Regions from separate parts of the Homo sapiens genome. Here region 2 is linked to region 1. The links are chromatin loops, found by intact Hi-C in ENCODE. Cell type or tissue: Calu3. All regions are shown on one strand. Each heading gives the region's core, and the rest is flanking DNA. Links, peaks and the distances in the headings are about the cores only.

The links. Hi-C counts contacts between places; a loop is a spot of excess contacts. Peaks named below come from ENCODE experiments on the same cell type or tissue, not always from the same donor. Only the 100,000 strongest peaks of a DNase experiment are listed, where the experiment ranks them.
Region 2: a loop joins it to region 1, with 4 times the contacts of the local background. A loop is called at or near these places in 1 of 110 quality-filtered maps.

The regions. Positions count from the first base shown.
Region 1 is chr1:168,900,590-168,913,530 of GRCh38, forward strand. It overlaps LINC00970 (long intergenic non-protein coding RNA 970), which reads right to left. Exons shown (of 5, transcript NR_104091.1): 4 at 7,270-7,381; 5 at 3,316-4,123. Among named protein-coding and RNA genes, the nearest start is that of LINC00626, 120 kb to the left of the region's middle. In Calu3, for the core only: no CTCF peak of the experiment used is centred there; a DNase peak (open chromatin) is centred at 6,692.
Region 2 is chr1:168,796,345-168,809,285 of GRCh38, forward strand. No RefSeq gene overlaps it. Among named protein-coding and RNA genes, the nearest start is that of LINC00626, 16 kb to the left of the region's middle. In Calu3, for the core only: no CTCF peak of the experiment used is centred there; a DNase peak (open chromatin) is centred at 5,167.

The DNA of each region.
Region 1 (12,941 bases), core at 4,613-8,612:
ATCATTTTGATCTAAAAGATTAAATTCAGAAAACACATTTCTTTTAGAATATTAATTCCTGTATAACTGGAACTTTTTCCTTTCTATAGTTTAAAATTACCTTCACTGCTGCCAAAAGGTGAACAAGTATCTATTGACTATGACAACAAAATAATACAGTGCTCTAGTAGTGACAGAATTATGTATTTAATGTCATTTATTTTTCATTTGGGAGTGAATTATCTAGTAGCCAGTGAACACTTCTCTGGTATAGAACATAGCTATTTAATTTTAAGATGAAAAGTAAAGAATCCATCATCCACTGAATGAGAACATATTAACACTTGGCTGTAGGATGGGACTAGATAGAAATGTGTTGCAATTGTAAAGGGAGAAGAAATAACATTTAAAACAGTCACTCTTTTCTTCTAAAAGAAATGGCCTAATTCAATATCAATTAATCTGTATAGTGCTTACTTTCCTTTATGCCAGAGAAGCGAAAGAAGAGAAAGAAAATTTCAAAGTTTCTGCAATTCTTCAGTGCCACTGAAATGTGAGATGGGAGTTGGTGGCTCATGCTAAGCAGACACCGAAGAGTCCATGGACAGGAGAGCACGAAGAAGAAAGATGAAGGTTCTGCCTATCACACGAGGACAGGGATCCCTCTCTTCAGCAAAGTGTCCCACAACTTGGGTAGCACCTGGTCATCTTTCATGCTTTGTCTCATCCCTTACTTTCCAAAATCCTCTTCAGCTTCTCTCTTCTGTGTTAATAGGGTGGAGACGTGGACAATGTAGAAAAGGATGTGTATCAAGGGAGGGGGCAAATAATGGGCTGTGTGAAACCCCTCCATCATCTCAAGCTTTCAGCAAAGTCTACCACACAAGCAAATGTCTTGTGTGAGTGAAGTTCTCAGGGGTAAAGAGACTGTGTTTCACATCTTGGACAATATGGTGCAGAAACAGCATTTGAGGAACAGCATATGCAGCAAGAAATGTTAAGGGGCATGTAAATATCATACCAATCACCACTTATTCCCTCCCTCCATCCTCCCTCTCAAAAGTACTTTTGGAAAGATTGGGAGGGATTCAAGGCTACTACAGCTTACAGGTTAGGGTTGAAATAAATCTCATTTTAATCTCAATAAGCAGGACAACTCAATCTACATGTAGCCTACAGTTTTTATTTAGATCTAGTTCTCTTAGGCTTTGTATTCCTAGAAGGCAGAGATTTGGGGATAATTTGCCTCTGATTCCCCATGCTTTGCTTACTAAAATGTATATACATGCTAAATGATGTTGTAGTTGCTAGAAGGAAGGAAGGAAGGAAGGAAGAAGGGAAGGAAGAGGAAGGAAGGAAGGAAGGATTTTATAGATTCTTTAAATAACTAGACAGAGAGTTTTTACTCCAAAGAGCAATTTTGAGCTCCAAGATACTAATTTATAAAAGATAAAAATAAGCGTGAAAAAAGTTTTCTATAAGTTACCGATGACAAATTTTAATTTTTAATTATACCAGGGGAAAGAAATGTCAGAGGCTCTTTTTAGTTAGGCAAGTTACCAAAGACATAGGTTATGAATAAATATTAATTGGTCTAGAGCTAAAATAAATTAGGTTAAGATAATTCTAAAAATGTTTATGTTAACAAAGACTCCAAACTAAAGCCCATCATGTTTATGCAACATTTATGCAAATATTTACAGCCTTTTCAATAGATAGTTTACTCCTGTGATATTGGAGTTTGTAAAATAATATTTTGCATGCAAATTATTTTATAGTTGGTTTATATAAACAGATTGGGGTTGGCTTGGTATAGCACTTGGGCTTATCTGTAGAGCAGCTATTAGAGCTATATACGGTTTTTGCTATCATCCAAGAACGTTACCTTCAATTAGTGAACGATATGACCCCAGTGGGATGCCATCTACTCAGGAGCATTGTAAAGCACTTTTAGATTTGACAATGGCCCCATAGAACTCACTCAATAGGATGGGCTGTACTTTAAACTCATAAAGCTCAAGGAAGAGAACACAGCTTCCTTGCGTTGAATCAATGGAGACAGCAGGTGCCAAAAGAAATTCAAGACTCAATGTACACATGAAATTTTTAATAGCATTACTTTCTATAAGGACAATAATGCTAAAGAATGAGTCAAGGCGGCCGGACGCGGTGGCTCACGCCTGTAATCCCAGCACTTTGGGAGGCTGAGGCGGGCGGATCACGAGGTCAGGAGATCGAGACCATCCTGGCTAACACGGTGAAACCCCGTCTCTACTAAAAATGCAAAAAAAATTAGCCAGGCGTGGTAGCAGGCGCCTGTAGTCCCAGCTACTCAGGAGGCTGAGGCAGGAGAATGGCGTGAACCCGGGAGGCGGAGCTTGCAGTGAGCCGAGATAGCGCCACTGCAGTCCAGCCTGGGCGAAAGAGCGAGACTCTGTCTCAAAAAAATAAAAAATAAAAAAAAATGTTTAAAAGAATGAGTCAAGGCAAGGTCATCCTTATGAAGATATCAAAACTACCCGCTCCAGATTAGTCTCTGTAAAATCACTTTTTTAAAAAGTTTATAACCGATATAGTTAATACCCCTCTTTCTTGAGTGCCTCAAAATTCTGCTTTTGATTCAGAAGACTTCTATGTCAGAGTTGCTTGTGTTAAGCTGCCCCATTTATTTTTCCTCAGCTATACTATATATTCCATCTCTTTCTGTGCTCTTAGACCCCAACTATTCTCTATTTCTCTAGATCATACCCAACCTTCAAAGAAGGTCCAGTCTCCCAGTCACCTCCTTATACTTTTCTCCAACACTGCCACCCTTAAGTGATTATTCCCACCTCCCAGTACCCATAACTGTCTGTGTCATTCATTAGTCATTGGGCAGAAGGCACGTTGTAAAGTAAGAATCTCAGCTTAAACCTAGGTGATGATCGCTGCTTTAAGACTCCCTGCCCAACTCCAAGGCTATGTCTACTGAGACCCTGAGAATCTGACTATGGTATGGAAGCAAGAATCTCAAAGTGCTTGCATCTTTTAGACTATTATTAGGCCTATCCTGTTTTCTTCTGGCACAATGCCAGAAAATAAACTTTCCCTTGCAAACTATTCATTCCCCTGCCTAGAGAGAGGCTAAATGAGGGTTTCAGCCATCCATCTTTACTCAACTTTTTTTTTTTGTCAAACTCATTATTATACATAATCAAAACTGAGCTCTTAAAAACCTAGGGTACTTAACATAACTATTATTAATCCTGAATTGTTTTACCCTAACTAGAATCATATAAGAAGTCTCACTGTAGACCATAAGGTCCTAGGGCTGGAAAGGAATTTAGAGTTTTATTACTCCAAATCTTTGTTTTATTAAAAGAGAAAATTGAGACCCAGAAAGAATTAAGAATTTACCCAAAGTTCCAAAGGGGTACAGTAATGGAGCCAGGTCTTAGATTTAGATGTCTTGATTTCAGTTTACTATACTCCTTTTATGCCTTTCTGCCTCTTCTCCTCTAGGGAATTCCCTAGGTAAATATATACCCCTTCTTCTTAAAAGAGGATTATCAGCCAGGCACAGTGGCTCATGCCTGTAGTCCCAGCACTTTGGGAGGCCAAGGCGGGCAGATCACGAGGTCAGGAGATCGAGACCATCCTGGCCAACATGGTGAAACCCTGATTCTACTAAAAATACAAAAATTAGCTGGGCATGGTGGCATGCACCTGTAGTCCCAGCTACTCGGAAGGCTGAGGCAGGAGAATCACTTGAACCCAGGAGGCGGAGGTTGCAGTGAGCTGAGATTACACCACTGCACTCCAGCCTGGTGACAGAGTGAGACTCTGTCTCAAAAAAAAGAGAGAGAGAGAGAGGATAGTCTTGGTCAATACGATTTTTGAACGTGACAAACTATCCCCATTTTCTTTGCTCTACCAGAGTTCTTGACAAAGAGCATAAAGGAATCCTGGAGGTGGTGAGATTAATTGAAGGACAGACTTGAGTCAGATAACACTACCTGCTCCTTCACAGCGTCAAATGGATTAAATGTGATAATGCAAACAGCCTAACACACATAATAGGTTGATATATGATGACTTGCTTTTTCCTGAACTCCAGAAATCAATTTCAATAATCAGGTGGGGAAACCAGCAGGGAATCCAATGTCTGGAACAGAAAAATGATGATGGTGGTCAAAATAAAATTTTCTGTTTTAAAATAAATGCACATGAATAAAAATATGAAAAATTGAAAATTCTAGCTTGGAGACTTATTTATTCTTTTAGGGTACCAGTCTTTTTATTATTACAGTGTAAGTGGAGAATGTTTCACCATGGACACAGTTGTGTATGCTAAATAGAGATTTTACATTGCTTGAGTTTCCATTCGAGTTTGGTTTTCTGAGCATCATGCCTAAGGGAACAGCCTGACAACTACATCATATCATTTGTGAGTTAACTTTTTAAATCTGAGTTTAACAAATGGAAATGAGATTTAGAAGCTAAAAGAATAAAGAGGCATAAAAATAGCAAGAAAGCCTTAACTCTGTGGCTCCAGATTATTCTGATGTATCGACTGACAAATTTTTCACTTTTCTAATTTATCCTCTTCTTTACTGTTTACTGACAAGAAAATTATTTCTATAGGAGATCTTTAAGATTCTTCATTTGTGTAGTAAGTAGATTACAACAACAAAACTGCAAACTCCTTAGAAGTAAAAGAAAATGTAGTTTTTCAAACATAGAGAAGTGAAAATAATGATGACTTTGAGCATCTATTTTGTGCTAGGTACACTCAGCTAGGTAATTCTGGATGTGTCATTGAGCCTTGCCATAATTTTTCAAGGCAAGTACTATTAATCTATTTCACAGAAGAGAGGCATAGAAATTAGTTGGCTTACCCAAAACACATGGATGATAAAGAGTGGAGCAGTCAAACCTGCCACTATAGGGCCCTGCCAATTCCTATGCAGCCTTCCTTAAAAGAAGCAATGGAAATATATTTAGCTTTAGAGGCAGGAGATGTAGGCTAGAACTCAGGTCTTTATTTATAAATGTTTGGAGCTTAGACAAGATAGATGGTTGTCTGGGCTTTAATTTCTTTATCTATAAAATGAGAATGCTAGCGCCTACCTCAAAGTGTGTTGTGAGGAATAAATGAATCCCTACAGTCTGTGAAAGTGATTTTTAAGCTGCTGAAAGCAACCAAAGGGAAGGTGTTTGGTGGTGGCTCTCTCAGTGCCTGCTACAATGATCTGCCACCTCCCACTCACCTTTCAGGATGGCCTTGAGGAGTTTGTGGACAGTGGATGCCAAGGTCAACACAAGCAGCAATGTGAGAAGATGAGTTACGAACCTTTTTAGGAGCTCTGAAAGGCTCAAGCACTCAATAAAATAGTTCTTAGAAATTTAGTTTTTCAAAAGCAACTAAAACAGCCTTGCAGAATTACAGAAGCCAGGAGAATATTTTCAAACCTTAGTTAGAAAATGAAGACCCTTGAGTAACTAGGCAGAAACTTTAATCGAATATACCCCATTAGATTTTCAGGAACGTATAGAAACTATGTAGCATAAAGGTTTATTTTTTCAGATAAGGAACATGAGATCTGGATACCATACTAATCAGTAGCAGAATTGGGACTAGAACCCAGGCCTCCTGGTTCTGAGTCTGTGCTACTATCTACTATATGAATTGCTCCTCTAAATGCATTCAAATGCATAGGAATGGCATTGACAACAAAGTTAATGACAAAGTATTAACTATTAAGGCCCACCAGTATGGACCTGGATGGGTTTGAACTTACCGTCTAACCTTGAGCAAGTTACTTCACATCTGTGCCTCAGTGCCCTCATCTGTAAAAAGTATTATGATAATGCCAATTTCATGGATTATTATGAAGGTAATGCACAGAAAGTTCTTAACACAGTGCCAGTCGTTGCTCATTTCTTAGTTATTGTATAATCATCAATCCTCTGCATGTCATCAAACCAGAATTATGACTACCTGTGCCTCTCCTTTTTAGGATAACAGCAAACGATCTGGGAGCCTACCAGGAGACAGCCTGGATGTAATTTAGGCAGATCCTGTCTGCTTCTTCCCATATTAAGCAGAGTTTGAAGCAATCATAACATGATAGGATGTGCCTTGATATGAGGGGATAAAAGGAGATGTAGCACTCATTCTGAGAATTTGAGCCTGAGTCCCAGTTTTTTCACCTACAAATGAGAATACTAATACTCGTTCTTTTTAACTTTGTGATACTCAAAACTGTCAGCTTCCATAAAAATTATAGACTATTCATTGTTATAGAAATTTAAAGCAAAAAGCAAAAATGCTGGTGGTTTTTCTTCTTGGTTTTATAAGCCACAGCCTCTCAGTGAAGTGGCTTTTTTACTTCCTTCTCACACTCAATATCTGGGGATTTAATGTCAGAAGTGGGTTAACATTTTATTAATTACATTTGATCTCATGGCCATGAACTTGGGTATTTGCTCACCTCTAACAAGGAAAATGTGGTCGTTGCCTTAGAACATGAGATCCTTTCTGAATAAATTGCGAAAGTCTTTTCAACAGCCTACTTGTTCTTTTTACATAGGAGCTTAGCTTTGGAATTACGTGAAAGCCACGCTAACCAGCTACCTGCTTTGTGTACTGTCCTAACAATTTGGCCTTTGATTTTATGCTTCTTTCAAAAGCATACAAGCAATAGGCAAACATTATTCATCAAACTGGTTTGATGACATTCTTTTGAATTTAGCTTTTTTTATTCTCCTATGGCACAGTCACATCTATTCTCAAGGCTATGATGACCCACGTGTGCTGAGGCCTCTGGGCAGAAGTGCCACATTAGAGCTTTCATTGGACAGATCAAGAGCTCCAGAGTTCCTGCTGGCTGCCTAAAGAAAGATATTTAGCATTTTCTCTGCGATTGCCTCCTTCCCTTGCCACAGTTTTCTCAGAGTTGTCTTAGAGGAAGTATTCATCTATATCTCTGTTAAGAGCTTTGATGCATAAGGACCCCGCTTGCAGGGGCTGTGAGGCTGCATCTGGCAGATGTGTTGATGTATAACTAGCAAAATGATTTAAGTTCAATCTGATCAATACTGTGGTTAGTATTAGCCTCACACTCCTCCTGTGCATCCTTCACCAAGCCCACAGTTTCTGCCCAGCCATGGTCCTTGAATCTATACTGCCTGATGTGGACACTTGTGTTAAGAATAGCTACCCTCAAAGGTACTCGCACTGTCACATTTTGAACTTCTCTGCCCTTTCTTCCTTTCCTCCCTCCCCACTCAATCCCCAACTTCACATACCCAGAAATCCTAGAAGCTTCCTCCCAGTAATCTCCTTGGAAGAAGCTGACCAGGCTCAGGGGAAATAAAGTAGTAGAGAAGTCCATATTGGCCTCTTCCTGTGGTTTCAGCTCTAAAAGGGAAACAAAAGCCCTAGTTGGAGACTGACCAGCTGTTTACCCACTTCACACACATGGTAAATGTTCTCTGCTGATAATTCTTGTTTCCATTTGACTAAGTGAGAATCCTTATGTCTAGGGATAAAGTGACTGACTCCAATGGGAGGTCACTTTCAGAAGAAACAGAAATAGATGGATTCCACAGCACTAACCAATGCTAATATTGGGTGTGTTAAAAATAAACATGTGTTTTCCCTCAGTGAAATACAACTTCCCCAACCATTTCTTTTTTCCTTTCTCTTTCTCAATATTTCATTAATGCAAACTTTTCCTAACTCAAAAGGTATTCCTGCATACAGATTGGTTTCCACTAAGAGAAGTATGTTTTGATAAAATTTACGCAAAGTGAGCACCATAAACATAGCAGCATAACATCACCTATGGTCATGCTGAGATTGTAACCAGTGAGGTAAATCTGAGCCAAAGACAGCTTTATATCTTTTAGTGGCTTTATTCCCTTTCAATTCAGTGGCTTGCTGAAATAGCTGTAATAATTAAACAGAGAACTTCTAAGCTATCTAGATTATATAAAGATAGGTGCTAAAAGTCACACTAGAGTGGGAAAAGTTTTGTGTGGCAATATGGCTAGGTTACTAAACTGCCTTATACAGAACCTAATGCAATTAGTACTTCTGACCATAGACTTTCCACTCCTTTTTAAAACAGTAATACTAGCAAAGAAGCAATAGAAAACAAAGAGATCACAATGGTAAACTCAGAGGTTCAGATATTTGCTCTGTCGCTTACAGTTTATATGAACTTGGACAGGTAATTGAACATTTCTGTGTTACTTTATTCATCTATAAACATGAATATTAGTAATACTTTTCTCTCAGGCCTGCTTTGAGGATATGAGAACACACACATGCATACATACATACATATACATCCATACTTACATACATAAACACACAGATATAGTAGTGCTCAAAAAATGTTGGATGTTGTTAACATTTGCTGCTATTAGGTTGGTGCAAACATAATTGTGGTTTTTGCATTGTTGGAATTTGCCATTTGATACTGGAATACATTCTTAAATAAATGTGGTTGTATTATACATCATTTTAATGCACATTTCTCACTTTATTTTATTTTATTTTATTGTTATTAGTTTTTGCTAATGACATACTACTTGCTGTTTATTTTATATTTATTTTAGACTATGGAAATGATGTTAGACCAAAAACAAATTCAAGTGATTTTCTTATTTGAGTTCAAAATTAGTGTAAAGCAGCGGAAACAATTCGCAAAACCAACGACGCATTTGGCCCAGGAATTGCTAACGAATGTACAGTGGAGTGGTATTCGAGAAGTTTTGCAAAGGAGAGGAGAGCCTTGAGGATACGAAGCAGAGTGGCCAGCCATCAAAAGTTGACAATGACCAGCTGAGAGTATTTATCGAAGCTGATCCTCTTAAAACTACAGGAGAAGTTGCTGAAGAACACAACGCCGACCATTCTATAGTCATTTGGCATTTGAAGCAAATCGGAAAGGTGAAAAAGCTTGATAAGTGGGTGACTCATGAGCTGAGTGAAAATTAAAAAATCGTCGTTTTGAAGGGTCGTCTTCTCTTATTCTATGTAACAACAATGAATCATTTCTCAATCAGATTGTGATGTGTGATGAAAAGTGAATTTTATATGACAACTGGTGACAACCAGCTCAGTGGTTGGATCGAGAGGAAGTTCCAAAGCACTTCCCAAAGCCAAACTTGCACCAAAAAAAAGTCACGGTCACTGTTTGGTGGGCTGCTGCCAGTCTGATCCGCTACAGCTTTCTGAATCCCAGCAAAACCATTACATCTGAGAAGTATGCTCAGCAAATCGATAAGATGCATCAAAAACTGCAATGCCTGCAGCCGGCATTGCTCAACAGAAAAGGGCCAATTCTTCTCTCAACAATGTCTGACCACATGTCACACAACCAATGCTTCAAAAGTTGTACAAATTGGGCTATGCAGTTTTGCCTCACCTGCCATATTCATCTGACCTCTCGCCAACCAACTACCACTTCTTCAAGCATCTTGACAACTTTTTGCAGCAAAAACACTTCCACAACCAGCAGGATACAGAAAATGCTTTCCAAGAGTTTGCCGAATCTGGAGGCATGAATTTTTAGGCTACAGGAATAAACAAACTTATTTCTTGTAGGCAAAAATGTGTTGATTGTAATGGTTCCTATTTTGATTAATAAAGATGTGCTTGAGCCTCATTATAATGATTTAAAATTCATGGTCCAAAACAGTAATTACTTTTGCACCAACATTTCTTGTGTTCTTATTATGCACCAGTACAGTGCTAAGCATTTTACATGTGTAAATTCAGTTATTTCTTACAACCACTCAAAGATGTAAATAATATTATAGGCTCTTCCAAATGATGGAGATACTAGGGGCCAAGTTTGCTAGACAACTTGCCTTAGGTCACACAGTTAATAAGCAACATTGGGGCTCAGGCCTTATTAGAGCACCTTACTAGACACTCTGGATTGCCTCCCCACTGTTGAATGCTAGACAAAGGACTCACTGCCCAGGCTGCCATTTGCAAGTAGCCGGCCATTCTGTCTATAGCGTTGAGTCATCAGAGTATACATATGGACATGCAAACACCAAAACATCTGAACTATTTGGTGTGTCTACCTCCCATTTATTCAATAATTCATTCAAAAGCATTTATTGACAGCTTGTTCTATGCCAGGCTCTGTGCAAGTTCTGAAGGGTCCAGAGATGACTGAGACAAGTCCTTGCCCTTGGGAGCATTCCAACTCAAGTCAGGGGAACAGAAGTATTAAAAACAATTATACGTGGCTGCCTGCTACCTAGCGCTGTGCCCTCAAATAAAAAGGAGGCTTCCAAGGTGAACTGAACCAATGCCCAGCCCTATGCCCAAAACCCTCAAGGTAAGAATTTTCTTCTTCAGTTCATCTTCCTCAACTGATAATTAGTCCACACATAGAGAGTCACTTTTACCAGTAAGCTATTCCACTGTGAGGGTTTCAATTTCCTTCGTGTAGCTAGAGCTATTCCCAAAGACAAGTCTTCTCATAAGCAACCAGCTCCCCATAGGAATCCAACATTTTCCATAATCTCTTCCATTTTTTATTATATCTTTGAGGTGTTACTTAGCTGAACAAGAAAAGCAGTTTTGCTTATGACTGGGTCTTCGCTTAGATTGAAATAGGGAATCCTCATTGTTTTATCTTGACACCAAGGGCTTAAGGATCTTAGGCCCTTGCAGACTATAAAAATGTCACTAGGAAATTAAAATCTTAAAGATAAAAATAGTGGCATAGTTTTATTTATTTTTCCATTCTATAAATACTTATTGAACATGTAAAATGAGCCAGGTGCTTGACAGGGAATAAGGAATACAATAATATACAATGGTAAAATGGTCCTTCCCTTTAGACTTACAATCTGGTGAATGAGACATAGAGAGATGGAAAAATTTGAAGTACTATTAATATTAATCAGTATAGAGCAGGATGCAGTCACATGAATGGTAGGGGAGATAGACTGTTTAAGACATGGGGATAACATGTGCAAAGGATCAGACATAAAAATGTGCAAAGAACACTACAAAGACTAAAAGGAAAACAATGTTGTATGGCTAAACATGAAATAAAACCTGAAATATGGCAAGACATAAAACTGGATATTTTTTTCTGGTGGGAGATTTAACATGCTCCAGGCCTCAGTTTTCTCATTTTCAAAACAAGAAAGGTTGGGAGGCCAAGGCAGGTGGATCACTTGGTCAAGAGTTTGAGACTAGCTTGGCCAACATGGTGAAACTCCATCTCTATTAAAAATATAAAAATTATCCAGGCGTGGTGGTGTATGCCTGTAATCCTAGTTACCTGGGATGCTGAGGCAAGAGAATTGCTTGAACCTGGGAGGTAGAGGTTGCAGTGAGCCAAGATTGTGCCACTGCACTCTAGCCTGGGCGGCAGAGCGAGACTCCATCTCAAAAAAAAAAACAAAAAACAACCAAGAAACATGTTAACTGTGTACATAAAATACCTTCCAGCTTAAGTTAAGTGACATTAGCTTCCCTACAACCACGAATGAATACCCTGAGGACCCTCATCCTCACTGCCTATTAGAGGGGCAGCTGTTTTTCATGAATGAATCTGCAGGAATAGTACCATCTGATTCAGTGTTTTCTTTGTGAGACATTCTCTGAGAATAGACTTTTTTCCAACAAGACACATAATTTCCATATCAATAAATGCATTTCAGTTCCTTAAGGAGAAAGGCTTTTTTCCTAAAAAAAGACCAAGATGTCCAAAGGGATGACAAAAGTTGAGTAGTTCTGTCTTATGTGGCCAGCGAGGGCAAAGAGCAAAATAGAAAAAGTGCCATCAGTAAGATTCAGAGCAAGCCCACTTAATACAATGCCATCTGTCCAGTGGTTGATCAATAACACAGACCTAAAAGAGGAGAGCTGGGTCTATACTGGCCTTCAGCATTATCTCCTTGCACTGTTTTCAAGGAATTAAGGAGCTTCTTTGTCCCTTAACTCTTCAACCATCTAAGATATGAATAATCATAATATACTTTACTTTCTGAAGCATTTTGTGGATCAGGAAGTCCTTTTATATGAATTATCCTACTCAAGCCTCATGAGAACCCAGTGAACTAAGATTTCTTATCCCTTTTGTACAATGGGAAATCTTTGGTTCAGAATAAGTAACTCACCATGAGCCTCTCATTGGTCAATGGAGCTTTACAAACCAAAGACTCTTTGGATTTGCTCTGTTGCCAAAGAAAACTCTGAAGACCGGTTGGTGTGAAGGTTCTTGCCAAAAAATTTAAAATAAAAATGAAAATTTAACACATCTGACTTTTCTTTTCTGTTTGTTCCTCATACATTAAATATGATATTTAACCAATTATCTCAACTGCCTCTCAACTGCAGAAAGTTAACCTTTATATGGAATGTATTTTAATATTTTATCAATCCAGACCTAGCACCAAAAGATGATTTTATAAATTATTTCATCTACTACATCCTTATTTTCCTTCCACAAGATGGAAATTAGCATATTAATCACTGCTAACATTTTTTGAGGATTTATTATTTAAAGGCACTATACTAAGTGCTTTTACATGGATTATCTTGTTTTATCCTTAAAACAGCCTCATGAGGCTGAATATTTATTATGCCCATCTTCTTTTTTTTAGACAGAGTCTCACTCTGTCTCCCAGGCTGGAGTGCAGTAGTGTGATCTCGGTTCACCGCAACTTCTGCCTCCTGGGTTCAAGCGATTCTTGTGCCTCAGCCTCCCGAGTAGCTGGTATTACAGGCACCCGCCACCATGCCCGGCTAATTTTTGTATTTTAGTAGAGACGAAGTTTCAAAATGTTGGCCAGGCTGGTCTCAAACTCCTGACCTCAGGTGATCCACCCACCTCGGCCTCCCAAAGTGCTGGGATTACAGGTGTGAGCCACCACGCCTGGCCTGTGCCCGTCTTCTAGATGAAGAATATGAGGTCTTAAATGAGTTAAGAGATGCT
Region 2 (12,941 bases), core at 3,371-7,370, 110 kb before region 1:
TTACCATCCATGTATCTTTTGTGGTAAAATTTTGCTCAAGTCTTTTTTCCATCCTTTTTTTAAAAATTGAGTTTTAAGAGTTCTTTACATGTTCTGAATACAAGACCATTAACAGATATTTTACTTGCAAATATTTTCTCTCAGACTATGGCTTGTCTTTTCATTCTCTTAATAGTGTTTGTCACATAGTAATAGTTTTTCATTTTTATCAAGTTCAAATCATCAAATTTTTATGATTTGTGCCTTTGGTATAATATCTAAGAAATATTTGCCTTACCCAAGGGCACAATAATTTTTCTCTTTTTCTTCTTATAGGGAATTTACAGTTTTAGTTTTACATGTAGGTATATAATCCACTTTGAGTTAATTTTTGTATATGCCATAAGTTGTGAATCTAAGTTCACTGTTTTGCATAGGAATAACCAGCTATTCCAGCAGAATTTACAGGAAAAACTATTCTTTCTCCATTGAATTACCCTTTCACTTTTGTCAAAAATCAATTGATGACTGGGCACGGTGGCTCACACCTGTAATCCCAGTACTTTGGGAGGTCAAGGCAGGTGGATCACTTGAAGTCAGGAGTCCGAGACCAGCCTGGCCAGCATGTTGAAACCCGTTTCTTCTAAAAAATGCAAAAATTAGCTCGGCGTTGTGCCGGTCATCTGTAATCCCAGCTACTCAGAAGGCTGAGGCAGGAGAATCACTTGAACCCAGGAGGTGCAGGTGGCAGCGAGCCGAGATTTCAGACTGCACTCCAGCTTGGGTGACAGAGTGAGACTCCATCTCAAAAAACAACAACAACAACAAAAAACCCACAATCAATTGACTATATATGTGGCTTTACGTCTGGACGCTGTTTCAATGATCTATTTGCCTACCATTTCAGCAATGCTACTTCATCTTGATTTTCATAGCTTTAAAATAATTTTTAAAGTCAGGTAGTAGGATAAGTCCTCCAATTTTATCTTTTTCATAGTTGTATTGGCTATCCTAGGTCCTTTGAATTTTCATATAAATGTTAGAATCATCTTGACAATTTCTGCAAAAATATCTACTGGGACTTGAACGGGATCCTATGGAATCTATACACCACTTTGGGGAAAATTGACACCTTTTTTAAATTTTAGTTTGAAATAATTATTGGTTTACAGGAAGTTGCAAAGATGGTACAAAGAAATACAGATGCCCTTCAGTCTGTTTACTCAAAGGTATTTATTTGTTCAATGTGTGTGTGCAGTTCTATGCCTTTTTATCAAATGTAGGTTTGTGTAACCACTATCACAGACAAAATACAAGACTGCTCATCACCACAAAGATCTCCCTTGTGCTACTCTTTTATGCTCTTACCCACCTTCCTCTCCATCGTTCCTAGCCTCTGGCAACCACTCATCTGTTTTCCGTCTCTATAATATTTTTGTTTTAAAAATGTTATATGTGGATTATATATAACATTTATGTTATATATGGATTTATGTTATATGTGGATATATATAACATTTATATATAACCTTTGAGACTGGCTTTTTACACTTAGCATAATGCTTTTGAGATCCATCCAAGTTGTTGCATGCATCAATAGTTCATTCTTCTTCATTGCTGAGTAGCATTCCATGGTCTGGATATACCACGGTTTGTTAAACCATCCATCTATTGAGGGTTATTTTGGTTGTTTATGGTTTTTGGTCATTACAAATAAAATTGCTGTGAGCAATTGTGTACATACAGGTTTTTATACATATGTACATACTTGTTTCTCTGAAGTAAATGCCCAGGACTGTAATTTCTTTCCTTTTTTTACCTTTTTGTTGTTGTTGTTGTTGTTGTTGTTGTTGAGACAGAGTCTCGCTCTGTTGTCCAGGCTGGAGTACAGTGGCACAGTCTCATCTGACTGCAACCTCCACCTCCTGGGTTAAAGCAATTCTCCTGCCTCAGCCTCCTGAGTAGCTGGGACTACAGGTGCATGCCACCATGGCTGGCTAATTTTTGTATTTCTAACAGAGATGTGGTTTCACCATGTTGGCCAGGCTAGTCTCAAACTCCTGGCCTCAAATGATCTGCCCACCTCAGCCTCCCAAAGTGCTGGGATTACAGACATAAGCCATCACACTCAGCCACAGGATTGTAATTTCTGAGTTGTATGGTATGTGCAGGTTTAGTTTTGAATGACTTCTACTAAATTCTTTTTCAGAGAGGCTGTGACATTTTTAAATTCTTATCAGCAATGTATGAGAGGTCCAGTTTCTTTACATCTTTATCAGAATGGGGCATTGTCACTTTTTTTTTTATTATGTTAGCTATTCTGATAGGTATGTAGGAGACATACCTATCATTTTAACAATATTGTAACATTTTAACAATATTGACTCTTCCAACCCATCAATACAGTGTATCTTCATTAGGTCTTCTTTAATTTCTCTCAGGAATGTTTTTGTAGTTTTCAGTGTGCAGATATTGAATATCTTTTGTTAATTTAATTCATAGGCGTGCCACATTTTTGTTGCTATTGGAAGTATCATTTTTAATTTCAATTTTCAGTTGCTCATTGCTAGTATATAGAACTACAATTGATTTCTGTATATTACTTTTGTATCCTGCAAACTTTTTAAACTCAGTTATTAGTTCTAGTATATTTTTGTAGATTTCTTTAGATATCTACGTAGACTATCATGTTATCTGCAAATAAAAACAGTTTTACTTCTTTCTCCCCAACCTGAACACCTTTTATTTTATTTATTTCTTTCCTTATCAAACACTGACTAGAACTTCTAGTATAAGATGGAATACAAGTGGTTGATGGCAGTCATCCATGCCTTGTGGCTCATCCTAGAGTTAAAGCATTCAGTGTTTTACTGTTATTGAATTCATTGTAGGGTTATTATAGATGCCAGTTACTAGGTTTAGGAGGTTTTTTCTCCTACTACAGTGCTGAGAATTTTATAAGAAAAGAGTATTAAATTTTGTCGAAAAATTTCTCTCACCACTCATTTTACTGAGGTGGTCTGAAACCAAACTTACAATTATCACCAAGGTATGCCTATATAACAACAATAAGACAGAAAAAATTCTATCAGTACTATAAAGAATTGGGTTTAGTTGCTGCTTGCCTATGGCGACCTACATAAATCATTCTGCAACTAGATATAGTATTTGAATTGCCAATGCTATCATCACCCATTTCTGGTAAGGGTAGAGGCATGATATAGGACAGGAGAAAACCATTCTCTTTAAAAAGTTTAATTTTTAGTTCTACTCCCCAAGTTATTATAGGAGATTGATTGGCTATGCAACCCACCTACAGAGAACAGCAATTTTTACTACAGCCAAGAAGGAAATAAAATTGTTTCTCTAGGCCCTCCATGCTATTGAAAGGGGATACATTGTATTTAGAAGTTTGACCTCTGGTAGATGTACCAGGCACAAAACCATTACAGACTAAAGAAAGATTTGATGGATGCCAAGAACTTAGGAAGGAGAGCTGCCTTGAAGCAATAACACTATGTCATGTTCCTTGCATACTGAAAAAACTTTCATCAAACTATTTTGTGAGACTTTTTGATTTTTCTGCAGTTCACTCTTATAACTCTTTGCAAGGCCAAGGTAAGATATGCCCACACTTGAAGATTCTTCCTAAGAGTTTTCCAAATCAGAATTTTTCCCAATTCCTCTGGCACATTCTACTGATCATCCACTTATCACCTGACTCCTATTGAAGTACAGCGTTCATTAGTCAGAAGAACGCAGGATTGGGGAAGATCTTAGAGTTATTCATTTACTCCTTGGCATTCTTCCTGTTCTGTATGCCAACTGATGTTCTGTGCACTTTGTATGATTAACTCACTTAATCATTAATCATTTAATCATTCCAATAACATTTATTGAGCTCATACCAAGCTTTTACAATATATTAGGACTAATGCTTGCTGTAAAATAGCCCTTCTGTCAAGGAATCCACAGTAAGTTAGGTGAGGTAAACATGTAACACAATGTCTTATAATTACCTCTTTAAAAGCAATGACTAATTATGCAAAGAAAAATACAGAATGAGGGAGGAAGGATACCTAATCTAGGAGACAGGAAAGAGGGAACATGTTAGGAAGAGCTTCCTGAAGGTGCCATCTGAGTGCTGAGTCTCAAGCAAGAGCCTGTAGAATGGAGTGAGGCTGTGATGGGGCATGGTGGGTGGGGAGAGGGGGCAGGACATCTCAAGCAGAAAGGAGAATGGGAACAAATGCACAGAAGCAATAAAGACAAGATCTATGAAAGCCACGACCAGCTTCTTGTTGCTAGAGCATAAGGATTGAGACAGGCAGTGCAAGAGAGAAGGCTGAAGCTATGGACGGGGTTAAGTGAAGGAGCATAGTCTTTGACCTGCGTAGACAATGGAAATCCACTGAAGAATTTTAATTAGGGGATAAGTGGTCAGATTTATATTTTATATGTTTCATATAGCTTAGATAGTCTGGTGGCAATGGAGGGAGGTGCATAACTGGAAATGTACAATCAGGACATTTGTACTATTAGAATTATGAACTTCAGCATAATATATATTCATATTATTAATGTAGTAAACTGTTTTATAGTGTATTAGTCTATTCTCACACTGCTATAAAGAACTGCTTGAGACTGGGTAATTTATACAGAAAAGAGGTTTAATTGGCTCACAGTTCTGCATGGCTAAAGAGACCTCAGGAAACTTAGAATTATGGTGGAAGGTGAAGGGGAAGCAAGCACCTTCTACACAAAGTAGCAGGAGAGGGAGAGAGAGCAGGGAAACTGTCATTTTTAAACCATCAGATCTCCTGAGAACTCCCTCAGTATTACAAGACCAGCATGGGGGAAACCACCTCCACAATCCAATCACCCCCCACCAGGTTCCTCCCTTGACACCTGGGGATTACAATTCAATATGAGATGTGAGTGGGGACACAGAGCCAAACCATATCATATAGCTTTCTGTAGTGTACTTGAATATGCATTAAATAATAAATCAACTATACTGAGAAAATCTTAACTTTAAAAAATTTTTCATTAACTTAAATTTTTTCTTTTTTCTTTTTGTTATTTACTTGAAGGGAGCCATGTTTAGGCCCATTTCTGGTTAACAACTAAAGGGAATTGAAAAAGCAGTTAAACCTTTTCTCTTCTACTCTCGTCACAGCCATCGATTAGCTGTGAGTCATTGGAGCAAGGCTCAGGTTTCTCAAACATAAGATAAAGGGATTAGAATAAATGGTGCTTAAGTTCTGTTTAAGCATCAAAGTTCTATGAAGCAATGTTTATTGTATTTAACATTTTCTTAGTCTTCAAAGGGAATTGAAGGCAGATACGTAAGTGCCTTTATATATTTTATCTCTCAGTGTTTCTGAATAGGATAAGTAGTGTGAATATATGTGATAATTAAACCTCACAGATCTGCAACATGAACAGTGTAGAATTAAATACGCATACAGTGCTCATACTAAATAGGAGATAATGCATTTTTGCATATGCCAGTGTATCCAACTATCCAGAATAAACTTATGTGCCAAAATAGTGAGTAGAGTTTAATTTTTATAACTTAAAACATTTTTTTAAATCCCTCTTTACTTTTTCTTGAACGATCCTCTGATTGTAATTTGGAAAAAGCTGAGAACTGGCTAAAGGCTTTAGTCAAGAAAAAAAGTCATTCCCAGTTGACCTATTTTGGACTTATAACCTCCAGAACTATAAGATAATAAACTTGTATTGTTTTAAGCCCCAAAGTTTGCGATAATTTTTAACAGCAGCAATAAGAAACTAACATACTTCCCATAGCCAATTTGTGCAGTGAAACTTCATCTTCCTCAGCAAACATGCTTCCCTCTCTGTGCTCCTGTTTTTAGGGGCTGGCATCATCACCATATACCTATTTATCCTACTAGGAGTCATCTTTGATCTCTACCTCTTCACCACATTTACTTCATCACCAATTCCTGTTCATTCTTTCTACCTCTAGAGTAACTCCTCCATTCTGTTGTATTTCCCTGTTACTGCTGTTTTCAGGCTACAATTTTGAACTGCTGGAGTTTTGTATTCAACTCTAGTCTATTCTCTGTACTTTCAAATTTTATTTATTTATTGTTGAGACCCACAGGAAGAAATAAATTCCACATCAAGATCTAGGGCACACACACACTTCTGAAGCAAAAGCTTCATGAAACAATATTTCCCATACTCTTTTGCAGTATATGCTGATATTTTCTATCCTATGTATTTAATTTTGTAAAAATCCAGCTATTTGTGATTTATTGCAATGGTTTCGTAACTGACAAATGGATCATGACCTGTAGTTTAAGAAGATATTTTTCTACATGGCCACCAGAATGCTCTTTCCAAAATACAATTATTTTTCCTTAAAATCTTTCAATGCCTTCATTACTCTAAGGATAAAGTTCAAACTCTAACATTGTTTCTAAGATCCTCCATCACCCAGTCTTCTTATCACAGTAGCTTCGTCTTTCTCCACTCTAACTGGTTCATTTTCATTTTACAATCCAACCTTACCTGCTTACTTTCTGGACTCAGATTGAGTCTCTGGGCCTTTGCAAGTCGTGTTACCCTTTTCAGACTGTCTTCTACATATCCTCTTCTTATAGCTAATTCCCACTTAGTCTATTTTCTTAGATTAAACCTCACTTCCCTCTAAATGCTTTCTCTCAATGCCTGGACTGGGTTAGGTGTCCCTTTCGCCCTCCTGCATTCTCCCTTAGCACCCAGGACCCCCTGAATGGCAGTGCTTATCAACCTGTATTTAATAACAATAGTGCTGTTTAAGAATAGAGACTGGGTTTTGTCCCCTATGAAATACCTAGAAGGCCTTCAGTAAATGCTTATTGGATGAATAAGTGAAACCTAAAAATTTTTTAAAAGTCAATTACTTTGAACTAAAATTCTATTAACATTTAAATTGTCAATAGTAATAACTTCTTGAAATATTCTATTGGGATAGAAAACAAGTGGTCATTGCTAAAATGGCAATGTGTTTCAGGCCTATATCTCATTTGTACTATTACAAATATCATGGCAGGTAGTAAGAGGTAGGATGTGCTTTGCTTTGTTAAAACCTGGTAATAGTGCAGGGACTTGCTTAAAGCAACATTTACTATCCTTCACATTCAAGAAGACCCTGGTTTATAACCTGGTTGGTTCTTTCTCTTTAAGAACATTCATAGAAGAGCTTTAGTTGCTTTACCAGTGAGCCAAACCATCTATGACAGTTCACTTTTATGGTCTTTGAAGATGCTATTGGCTGATTTTCTGTTCAGCAGGTCATTTCTACCATTTAACCACCCAAATCATTAAAATGGACGAAATAAATTATTCACTAAGACACTGTCTTATGACCAGGGACAAGATGTCTTGGCAACGACTTGGTGTGTATGTTTGTCTCATAAAGGGGAAATCAATAATCCCATCACCAATATCTAGGTTGTCCATCTGTCTAAAATAAACACACAATCATTTATTTCCTTCTTTGGATGTCAACCAAGCTTTTAGAGCAGTTTTCTTTAAACAGCATGAATGCACATGGGTACATATGGACAGAAACAGACACACACATTCTCCATGAGAAAAGAGAGCAAGTTCTATATAAGGAACCCATGATGGGAAACAGCCAAGTGAAATGCACCTGGATGTCTGTGTAAGCAGTCATAAGATTGCCAGTGGCCAGCAGAAGACGAAAGGGAATGCCTGCCTAGGAGAGAAGAGCACGCCTTGTGCAAACATCAAAGCGCTGCTTCTAAGAGGGGTAATTTTTATATTGCTATTGGCAGACATGGATACTAATGCAAATCATTCAGGGCCCTACAAAAGGCCTGACATATTCTGAACTTGATGGGAGCTGGTTGGGACTGTGGCATTTATCTCCTTCCAATCTTTTAAAGTGACATGACGCCTTCCTGTCTCCAGTCTCAGGCTGACCACTTGGGGTAGTTGCTTTCAGGCCACTGTGACAAGAGCTAACCGCTGTGGTTTTGTGTTTGGTGTGACAGGGCAGCTATCCAGAGCTGAAAACAATGGAGACTGAGACAGAGAGGCTGCATTCGCTGAAAAGTTTTTTACAGCACTCACTTGCAATGTTCAGTGTTCTCTTAAATAGGGTAAATGTGGCCCATGGGGAAAAATGATCTGTTGAGGTGCGGGATGAAATGATTAGGATGCTATTTACGTTAACTTACATTTAATTTCTGTTTTGCATATATTTTATAAAATATACAATATATTAGTACAATTGTTCATTTGGTATAAATAAATACGTTTATTTCCTGGAGGAACAAACTAAAACATTTTTATTAATAGAGATGCATCATCAGGTAAGTTTTCAGGTTACTGGTGTTTTTGCTCAGGTTAATATACGCATTTATTGAAGAGGGTCTTATTTTTGCCTCTAAAAGAGCTCTTCAGATTCCAGAGTTCTGTTTTTTTGTCACTCTTTCTTTTTGTTGTTAATTATCTCTTTGCAAGAATGCCATCTATATCTAAAGGTAGTCTGTAATCTGTTGCTATTGTTCTAGCACTTTCTTCAAAGAAACGTTTACTTTAAAAAATCACAGAGGGAGGTAAAATTTCTCTGAGGTTCTTCATTGATTTGCATGACATTAAGAATTTGTAGGGAAAGTGAATAATTGGATATTGCAAGATGCAGTATTTCCTAGGTTATTTTAAGTGGTGGGCTTTATTTCATCTGTATGTGTTGTAAATACAAAATCAAGAGTGAAATTGGAATGTGTGAGTATGTGGAAAGTATATGGTAAAAAAGTAATTAGAACTAAAAAAGTGAACAGAGCAAATAGTAAAAACAAAACAAAACAAAAACACCCAAAGTGCACAGACACAAAAGTGTAATTAATAGGTGCTATTACTGGCAGAGATAATACTCAGGAAAACAGGTCTTCCATCTATTTTGAAAATTATTAAAATAGAATAATGTTTCAGTGAAATTCAGTTCTATTTATTCACACTATTAGCTGCAAATACCTCTATCCTCACATCTTGGATCCTGCTAACTTCCCCCAAAGGCCTCTCTGAATCCTATAGTTGAAAAGTCTCCTAATCAAGCCTTTATATAAAATTGGAAATAAATGGAAAGTAACATGAAAATAAAACAAATTAAAAAGATGTCATTGCAATAGGGTGACAGTATTACACATATTTTTCTTTTGATTTTTTTCTTTTAATGTGCTATCCTAATAATTTAACCAAATATAAAAAGCAAGTAAGATTGAGACTTTGAGGTATAAACTGTGGTATTCTTTTTTTTTCTTTTTTGAGACAGAGTCTCCCTGTTTCCCAGGCTGCAGTGGTATGATCATGGCTCACTGTAGCCTCAACTTCCCAAACTTAAGTAATCCTCTCACCTCAGCCTGCTGAGTAGCTGAGACCACAGGCATGCACCACCATGCCTGGCTAATTTTTTAATTTTTTGTAGAGATGGGGTCTCTCTATGTTGCCCAGACTGGTCTCAAACTCCTGGTCTCAAGCAATCCTCCTGCCTCAGCCTCCCAAAGTGCTGGGATTACAGGCATGAGCCATAGCACCCAGCCTAAATTTTGGTGTTCTGATGGTCAGTCAATACCTACATATGAATGTAATCCCAGCAGAGGGAAGACATTCGTAACAGTAACTAGGTCTTTGCACATATTCTGTGTAAACTGCTATCTAACGTTATCATAAGGGATATGTATGCCTTTTGAAGAATATCCAAGTCGCTTATTTTTTCCGTTTACTGATATTTCTTTTGAGAAAGAAATCAGAAACTAGTTGATTTTAGAAGTAAGGAGAGTGATCTCCTTTTATCTGGAATAACTGGGCTGGGCATCAGCCTGCTGACAAAGAGTTGACCCACTATATCTGAGACACAGAAATATAACTTGGGGGCTCTGAAGGCTCTCTTGGAGCTGTTGACTCAACATCTTGGATGTCAATAGATATCTCAACCTCAACTGATCCAAAGAGAAACTTCCAACCTTCCCCACTCCCTCACCCCAAACCTATTGTACCCACAGCCTTCCTCATCTCAGTTTTGGCAACTCCGTCCTTCTGTTGAGAGGACCAAAATCAGGGAGTCATCCTTGACTCCTCACAGTTAAACAATTTATCAGGTAGTCCTGTAGACTCAACCATCAAAACACATCCAGACCCTTACCATTTCCTGCCCTCACCAGGGCTACTGCTCACTCAAGCTACCATCATTAATTGCCTGGAATATTGATTGCAATTGCCTCCTAACGGTTCTTGCTGCTTCTGTCTTTGCCTCTGTACGGTCCCTACAAAGAAGTAGCAATAATGCTTTAAAAACGTAAATCAGGTCATGTCACTCCCTTGATCAAAACCTACATTGGCCCCCACTTACACTCAGAGTGAGAGTCCAAGTCCTCGCCATGGCATAAGGCCCTCTCTGAGCTGCCACACCATTGGGTCTATTTTCTCTTGTTACTCTCCCTGTGCTGCCCTGTTCCAACAACTCTGACCTCCTTGCTTTCCTCAAAAATGCCAGGCACACATGCTCTCTTTTTAGGGACTTTGTGCTAGCTTTTCTCTCTGCTGGAATCTTCCTTCCTGAATACCTATTTGGCTTTCTCCCTTATCTCACCTTCTCAATAAAATCTGATTTGGCCACCTCATTACTACTATAACCTCCCAGCTACGCTTCCACTGACCCTCTGTACTTTCAAGTTCCTTTGCCTCATTCCATTATTTATCTTATGTAAAGCAGAATATATTTATTTATTTGTATGTGTATTGGCTAATGTCTGGTTCCCTAGCTATAATGTAAGCCCCATGAGGGCAAAGGTCATTGTCTGTGTTGTTCCCTCATGTATCCTAAGAGCTTAGAGCAGTTCCTGCCACATAACAGGTTATCGTATTTGCTGGATGAATGAATAATGAAACCTATAACCAAAGGCTTCATTTAAACCCCTTATCCTATAAAAGTGGGACTTTAAATAGAAAATATTCAATACATCTATCAGCCTGACTTGTCTTCATGATTCTAATTGTTAGAGATGTTTTCCAACATTCAGTGTTATAGAAAGAGCTACCCCAGTGCACTGACTAAACAATCTTTTTCCCTAAATGTTTTACTTGGGGGATCCATAAATGATTTCTCTTCAGTTACTAGGGATTTGCTCTCCTGACTTACTCTTTTATAACCTCAGAAGCCTCTAGTTAAAATGGAAATGGCATTCGAGAGGTAACATATTTAGGTACAATTCTTCCTTATATTACTTTCCACCACCAGGGAGGTGCAAATTCCTATACAAAAGAGGTAAGGAGAGAGAGTAAGAATAGTATATTTTGATTTAAAAAAAGAGGGATGGGGTAGAAAGATGGATCCAGAACTTAGAGACACTACAGAGAGAACACAAGCCTCCTTGAGAGGTCACAGTCACTCATTCACACATTCACTTATTCATTCAAACACTTTCTGCAGGCTTGCTTATTGCTTACCTCTTGAGAAATATAAGCAATGCACAGATTTTAGGAAGAGCTAAAAGCAAGTAATAACCATACTTTGCAGTGAGTGCTGCAATCCAAAGTGTCATGACTACACAGTTGGAGATGTGTCTGCTCCAGGGGAATGATGGGCAGACTACTGGGGGGAACCACTAAGAAAGAGCTGCAATGAAGTTATTACTCATATTTTTGCATTCAGCTCTCCAGACCCAGTTATAGACCAAGCATCTTCATGCCCTAGTGCTTCTTCATGCTGCATAGGGTCTTCCATCACACGAGGCATAGTCAGAGATTGCTGGATTCAGAAGGAGCTTCTAGAATCCCAAGAATAAGTAGGCTCCATCTGGGTGCCTGCCTTATTCACCTGGGTCCCCCGGAAGTGCTCCTTGGTACCTCTCTTGCAGATGTGTATCAATGCCCAAACACCCAAACAGGGAGGGAGAGCTTGCTTACATCTAATCAAGTCCTCAGAACATAGTTTATACCTAGTTGTCATCTTGTTCTGAGAAGATTCAGAATGAATGAAGATTCTTTGCAACCCTGTATATATATGCAAAGGAAGCATGATTAAATCACCCTCCATCTTCTCTCTGAACTGATATCTGGAGTCTTTTAACCTTCTTTGAGATACTCTGACTTTTGTTTCTTAAATTATTATAACTGCAGGATGAATTAGCTTTTTCAAAACTTAACTTTATAATAATTCGTAGTAGTCAATTTACTGCATTTGTAAAATAATAGCTAGTTCTGCCAAATAGTCATAATTTAGAAAACTCTTCTTTAAATAAACTCATGTAAAATATTATGGCACCGTGTTTTAACATTCTGGTGTATGCCTCTTTTGGGTTTACAGATACAGAAATAGTGCTTATAGGGTTACCCTGCTTTTAAAAGACATTTAATATGAAAAATCATTATGTGCCAAACAAATAACCCAGCTGAAAGAAGAATATTTGCTTTATACCTAACTTTCCTAAAGCTATTCTTTTAAAAACAGAGAACTTTCTTCATGTCATTGATTCAATTTATACCCTATATATTCAGGAACATGGTGACTGAATAGAACTCTGCAGAATCAAGATCATCTCACTGATTTTCCCCTTTGGTTTTGCTGGTTTATCACCGTCTACCTAGAAATCCCTTTTCATATTCTTCATCATATGTCCATATCCTTTTTCCTTCTTAATAACATCAGTGTGTCAACTTAAGGCCCATTTGATTTTTCCTTCAACTTAAGACATATCATTTTTTGTGTGTATTTCTCTGCATATTTGTTTATAGACATAAAACTCACTGTTCATGTTTGTCTTTGTCAAGAGAAGCAAGTTGATTTCTTCTCTTTATCCACCTGAACATTAGACATATAAGAGTTTGAGAGCCCAATTTTAAGTGTTGGCTCTGATGAATTGAGAGCTGTCCTTCCTAGGGTGAAGGTTTCCCAGTTTCAAAACTAGTGCATTATGTGG